2 separate regions of the Homo sapiens genome follow, and region 2 is linked to region 1. A link is a contact called in ENCODE Hi-C or POLR2A ChIA-PET data. All regions are on one chromosome and are shown on one strand. The core of a region is the stretch at or near the end of the contact, and the rest is flanking DNA. Distances in the headings are between cores, read along the strand shown.

What was found. Hi-C counts contacts between places; a loop is a spot of excess contacts on that map. ChIA-PET counts read pairs that join two places held with the same protein, here RNA polymerase II (POLR2A). Pooled maps may share reads with other maps.
Region 2: a loop to region 1 is called in a pooled map, with 2.1 times the contacts of the local background. The contact joins the promoter of MUC21 here to the promoter of VARS2 in region 1. A Hi-C loop is called at or near these places in 1 of 168 maps with a recorded cell type or tissue (Caco-2) and 2 of 50 pooled maps. POLR2A ChIA-PET finds 5 or more read pairs at or near these places in 5 of 52 experiments (AG04450, GM12878, HEK293 and 2 more).

What each region holds. Positions count from the first base shown.
Region 1 is chr6:30,912,302-30,915,565 of GRCh38, reverse strand. It overlaps VARS2 (valyl-tRNA synthetase 2, mitochondrial), which reads right to left and starts at 1,328. Exons shown (of 30, transcript NM_020442.6): 1 at 1,222-1,328; 2 at 529-756; 3 at 329-410; 4 at 111-211. The coding sequence starts at 729. GTF2H4 (general transcription factor IIH subunit 4) reads right to left here. Exons shown (of 14, transcript NM_001517.5): 11 at 3,108-3,238; 12 at 2,409-2,456; 13 at 2,179-2,257; 14 at 1,460-1,755. The coding sequence ends at 1,583.
Region 2 is chr6:30,981,767-30,985,083 of GRCh38, reverse strand. MUC21 (mucin 21, cell surface associated) reads right to left here and starts at 1,366. Exons shown (of 3, transcript NM_001010909.5): 1 at 1,065-1,366. The coding sequence starts at 1,125.

The sequences.
Region 1 (3,264 bases), core at 79-2,578:
CCAGAAAGAAGACAAGGTCTACAATGTGAGCTCAACTCTGAGGTCCAGTTGTATTCAAGGGCCACTCTGTCCTGGAGACAATTTAGGACCCCTCCCTGCCAGATACTAACCTGATATTCTGGTTTGAAGAAGCCCTCTCGTACCCACCACGGGTACCAGGCAGCCTCAACATATCGGGGGCTGTATGCAGGAGGCAGGGGCCCAGAGACATCTGTGAAGGCAGAGGAGAGCTCCACTAACCACTGAACTTGTTCCCAGGCTGCATTTCGGCAGGCCAAATGGGCAACACATATGTGAAAGAAAAGGCCTTCTTACTTATTCTACTTACCTTTCTTTTCACCGGGTTTCGTAGGGATTTCATACAATACTAACTCCTTAGGCCTCCAGGCCTTAATGGATTCTGCAGGTGACTGAGAAGAGAAAGCAGAAGAGGCTGGGATCCAGTATACCCCAGACTGCATTTCAGCCGGTCTCCTCCAGCCCCTCTCAAGTCTCAGAAACCCAAGGACAAGCTGTCTGACCCCTAACCTTGCTCTCCCCTGCTATCTCAGCCTCCAGAGTCGCCTGCTTCTCTCGCAGGCGCTTCTGTTTGGCTTCACGGTTCCTCCGGGAGATGGGAGATCCATGGGGCTCCGACTGTGTAGAAACGGAGTGAAACCTGGGGAGGCCCCGTGAGTGCCTCAGCCCCCAAAATGGTGGTCGAAAAGAGGCGAGAGGCAAATGAGGCATCAGGAGTGTTTGGAAAGGGGCCGAGATCTGTTCTGGATAGAGAGAGAGCACATTAGGATATGGGGGTGGAGAAGGGTCACTCCCCTTGTTCCATCTTTCCTGTCTCTAATTAGCACAGGTCTGTTATTCCAAGTCTCTATTCCCTTCCACAAAACCTTTCCTCCTTGAGAGCTAGAGTGCATGGTATCGACAGACAGCGCCATGGAGCCACGGATATCAGGGCTCTTCCGGAACAGGGCCGGAGTGTCTGGATTCGGCGGTGACCACTGACACATGAGAGATAGGGCTCAGAAACTCAGGGAGATGATGGGCATCAGCGCGCCCAAGAGCCAGCAAGGAGTCCCGCCAGGGCCGCGGCGATCTCCACCTGCACAGGGGCCTCCTGCAGTGCCCACAGCCCGGCGCGGCCAAGCCTTCCCGCCCATCCCAAGGCCTGGGCCCAGGACCCGCAGCGTCTCCCACTTCCCGGAGGCCGCCCCGGCGCGCGCTCACCAGGAGGCCCCGCCGCTATCCCAGGGCGCCCCGCGGCGGCAGGGACTGAGGAATCCACCAAACCCGACCCTGGAACGTGGCCCTGGAGCCGCGCGGCGCATGGGGGCGGGGCCCCGGCCGGCGCATGCGCAGCAGCTGGCTTTGGCCCCACCCTCTCCCTACCGGTCCAAAGGCTGTAGACCAGAGGAGCGAGTCCGCCGCGAAGGCAAACCCCACGGGGAGGCGCCCGGGACCGCACTGCTAGCTATCATAACTTTATTAAACAAGAAAAGCCCTGACGCGTAAATAAAAAACACCTGAGTTCTGATGCCCCGCCCCGCCCAGTCCCGCCCGCCGAGGTCCGTGTCCAAGTCCCGCGCTCTCAGGAGCTATGTTTCTGCCGCTTCCAAAAGCGCTTGACGTCGCTGTGCCCGGCCGGGGTCACCACCATGAGCCGCTTGGCCGAGTTCTCGAACACGAGCACGCCCAGCTCCCGCGCGTGGGCCAGCAGCAGCTCAAAGTCCACTTGCGACAGGAACTGGTTATACAGGACACCTGGGGTCGGCAGGACGGGAGGGGCGCGGGGAGAAGACGAGAAAGTGAAGCTCGGAGCTCCTATTGGGAATCCCCCCAGCTCCTTGGTGGCAGCCCTGGACGCGGTCTGGGCTTGCCCCCACCGCAATTTTACAAACTAATTCTCTATGCTTGTCTGCTCAGGGGTTCATCTTAACACCAGTGTGATCCAGCCATATTCAGAAAGGCCTAATACAAATTACTGTGAATTATTCCCTCACCTAGCCAAATCCAAAGTGCATTGATTTGGGACGATTTGTTTACTACCGACTCACCCCAAAACAACAAAAAACTGTCTTGCCAGCTTTTCTCTCCTAGTCCATGAAGTAAAAAATAAAATGCAGACTGAACTGTCTGCCCTTTCTCTGGCCAATGACCAAGACTTGGCCACCAGAAGCTACTCACCCTCAGTGAACCGGAGTCTGTCCCTTTCCAGCTCCCAGAGCCGGATCTGGTCGGTGATGGTGGGGGGCAGCACAGGTGTCTGCAAGGAGCAAGGGTTGACTGTAGGGACTCAGAATACTGCCCCAGACAACCCGGCCCTCTGTTTCTTCCCCAGATTTGGATGCCCCTTTTTCTTTTCCATCATGTCATCACCAGCTGCCAGCCTCTGACATCTTGGAGCCTGTCTATACCTGTTTGAGCATCACTGGGTGGGCTCTTGTCCTTAGGAAATGGATTATCTAGGAAAACAGACAAGAATGGCATGAGGGCTCCAGCAAGAAGGCAGGAAAGCCATCTGAGCTGTCACCTAATGTCACTGGAACATCAGCTTATTCTAAAAACTCATAACTCCTGTCATCAACTCCACCCATCCCAGTTCAGCTGTTATCCCACGTTGCTGCTCCCAGCAACGTGGGATATTCCTTTTCTGGCACATTCGCCCTTTCCAGTAATGTTTTGTTTTTCTTTCTTTAAAATAGCAGCAGCTACTATTTTCTTTTTTTAGCATTTATTGCATGACAGGTGCTGAGCTCAATGCTTTGCCCCTATTCTTCCAATGAATTATCCCGGCAACCCTGAGGTAAGAACTGTCATTTACTAGATGAGGAAACTGAGGCTCACAGAGGCAAAACAACTATGTCTAGTTTACGCAGTTAGGATGTGGCAGTGCCGAGGCACAAATCCAGATCTATACCTCCTCCCTCCATGTTTTTTTCCCCTCAAGGGTCTACCTATTCTCACACCCAAAGCCTTCATTTCTCTTCAAACACAGACAACTCACCACCACCTATTATAACAGACTCAGAGCTAGCCTTCCATAATGTGACCCCTGTCCCCCGCAGCCCAAGTGCAGCCTGTCTTCCTGCTCCACCTCTCCCAAGTGGGAATACCTGCTGGGCTGTGATGCCACTGGCGATTGCCTGCTGCACACTCTCCCGGGTCACCTGCGCCACCACCATGTTGGGGAACCGATAGAGCATCTCAGAGAAGAGGGCAATGAGGGCAATCTGCAGCTCCGACTCTGAGCCAGGGATAGAAAGAGGATGA
Region 2 (3,317 bases), core at 117-2,616, 69 kb before region 1:
AGGGGTAGGAGAGAAATTGAGTTTGTAGAATATAGAAGAGTGGTATTTTATTTTATTTTATTTTATTTTATTTTATTTTATTTTATTGCTTATTTATTTATTTGTTTTTGAGACGGAGTCTTGCTCTGCCGCCCAGGCTGGAGTATAGTGGAGCAATCTCAGCTCACTGCAACATCCGCCTCCCACGTTCAAGCGATTCTCCTGCCTCAGCCTCCTGAGTAGCTAGGATTACAGGCATAAGCCACCCCGCCAGGCTAATTTTTGTACTTTTAGTAGAGATGGAGTTTCACCATGTTGGCCAGGCTGGTCTGAAACTCCTGGCCTCAAGACATCCACCCGCCTTGGCCTCCCAAAGTGCTGAGATTACAGGCGTGAGCCACTGAGCCTGGCCTTATTTTATTATTTTATTTTTTTGAGACAGAGTCTCACTCCGTCACCCAGGCTGGAGTGCAGTGGCACCATCTTGGCTCACTGCAACCTCCGCCTCCCGGGTTCAAGCGATTTTCCTGCCTCAGCCTCCTGAGTAGCTGGGAGTACAGGGACAAGCCAACACACTCAGCTAATTTTTGTATTTTTAGTAGAGACAGGGTTTTGCCACGTTAGCTAGGCTGGTCTTGAACTTCTGACCTCAATGACCTGCCTGCCTCACCCTCCCAAAGTGCTGGGATTAAAGGCATGAGCCACCGCACCCCGCCAGAAGAGTGACATTTTAAAAGCAGCCGACTCTTCTTGTTCTTAATATTTAAAACCCCAACCATATTACACAGGTTGTTACCATTTTACAGATGCAGAAATCGAGGCGCAGAGAAGCAACTGACCTAAAGTACACAGTTAATAGATGGAGCCATAATTCAAATGTAGGCAATGTGAGACCAGAGCCCAATTTTAACCACTGTGTCTGACTGCTTCCTGCATGACATACCTTGTTAGGCTGAAGTGATTCGAGTAAAATGATGATCCTCACTCTATGGAAGAGAAGCAGAGCTGGCCCCAGTAGTGGTCACATTTCTCTCCCAACTCCTCAAAGGTTCTCAGACCACCCGATTTTAAATAAAATCACTCACCAGCTTCTAAATGCAATAGTAGACCAAACATAAGGAGAACATTTCCTTTCTGCATCTTCATCTGTCTCTTTGTGGCTGGAAAGCAAGATGCCTGGGTCCTAGATGTACCAAGACTTTAGAGGGCAAAGAACAGAGGATTCTTGAGAAAGGGGACTTGAAGGTGAAGAGATAAAGGCTGGTGCTTCCAGGAGCGTGGGTCTCCTACGTTTGTGTTCCTGGGAAGAATCTTGGACTCAGGCGTGGGCAGCTGGATGCCTGGGTTCCTTAGGCTTCCTCCAGGCAATGTAGTTGCCTCTTTCTCTGTTGTGAAAGAGCTGCAGGGGCCTTTATAGCTTCATATGGTCTGAGGAGGGGTGGGGCAGTTGACCTGACAGTCTGCCAACTACAGGCAGGTGAGAGAACGATACCAAGCCTGGGACGGAATAGAGCAGGGGTCAAGAGGAAGGTGAGAAAGGAGAATGACATGACCACACTAGGCAGGGTGCTTGGCTGGGTTGCAGCAGGAAGTAGAATGGGATGAGGAGATCATGGTTGTCAGAGTGGAAGGGACCCACCCTTTGAAGCAGGGATCGGGTTAGAAACCTGTTGCAGCTCAAGAATTTGTTTTCTGGTCAGGAAGTCCTGTGGGCCTGCTTTAGCATGAAAGAAGCCCTAATGAACTGAGCCAAGAGAGTAGGACCTCACATCTCTACAGCAAACAGTAATAGGTGACGCAAAAGAGACCAGTAACTAGGACTCTGGGCTCCTGGGTTATGGGCAGAAGACAAATGGAGTATTACTGAGTATGCAGTAAGCACTCAACAATGCACATTGAAGGAACAGGGGAAGAGAGATCCAGAAGACATAATGAAGAGAGATAATGAAAACATGTTTGGGGTCTCTGGGGCATGAGAACTGAGGGTGTGGGAGAGTATTGAATACGCCCCCTGTCAGACTCATAGCAGGAGAAGGAAGGTAGGGTCTCCTTCTGACCCTCAACCATAGGAGCTCCCCTCTGTTTTGTTTTTGTTTTCAGACGGCTGTATAGGAGCCTTTCCACCCTGAGATCCTTCTGATGTGCCTTAGCATCAGTTCCAAGGAAGCGTCTCTCAGGAGAGTACACACCTTAGGGAGAGACACAGTGCCATATCGGGACACAGTCTGATGGGAGGAGGGAGATCAACAGTCCAAGTCCTGGAGGAGGCTTGAATTTGGTCTGGACACTTGGGTATGGCCAGCAGAGGGGAAACAGTCAGCTAAAAGAGCGTGACTGAAGAGACCCAAATGAGCAGAGGGTTTGGGGAGGTCTGAGATGGCATCTGTGACCAGGCTGATGGGGTTCCAATATACAGTCTGTATTTTCTGTCATAGTCCATTGGTGTTGCTATAAAGGAATCCCTGACTGTGGGTGACATAGAGAAAAGAGGCTTATTTGCCTCACGGTTCTGCAGGCTGTATGAGAAGCATGGCACCAACGTCTGCACTGGTGAGGGCTTCAAAAAGCTTCCACTCGTGGCCGAAGGAGAAGGGGAGCCGGTTTGCACAGATCATATAGCGAGAGAGAGGAAGCTGGAAAGAAGGAATGGAGGAGGTGACAGGATCTTTTCAACAACCAGTTCTTGTGGGAACTAAGAGTGAGAACTCACTGGTTGAGAATGGCACCGAGCTGTTCATGAGGGATCTGTTTCAACCACCCAAACTCCTCCCACCAGGCTCCACCTCCAACATTGGGAATCAAATTTCAACATGAGACTTGGCAGGGTTTAACAACCACATCCAAACCATTGCAATGACCAAAGTGAGTTGTCTGCATTTCCCCCAACAATGACGAGAAGCTTCCTGGAAGACACAGTCTCTCAGATAGTTTATTTGTAGGCGAACGAGCTTTCCTGACATGCAAGTTCTGTTAGAAGGAAGCTGGCAAGCAGGAGGTGGCTGAAGACATGAAGGAGCTCTGAATGAGTGAGCTGGAGAAACAGAAAGGGTCAGCGGTGTGCTGGGAAAGGCTCAGAAGTGAGTCTGCCTAGTGGCTGTGATGGGAAGTTCCAGAGGGTCAGGTATGCGGGAACGCTCAGTGACAGGTTGGGTCCTGGACTCCCAGCAATTCTTCTGATGTGCCAGTATTCTGCAGCTGAAAAGCCAATAGCACTCTAAGAATTTTCTTCTTCCAGAATTATTTAGAAACTGAGATCCTGGATTCAAGTCCAAATTTCACCTTTTAGAGGGTACTCTGAAAATTGTAGCGCGCATACTTATCAGAGCCTAATGTAATTA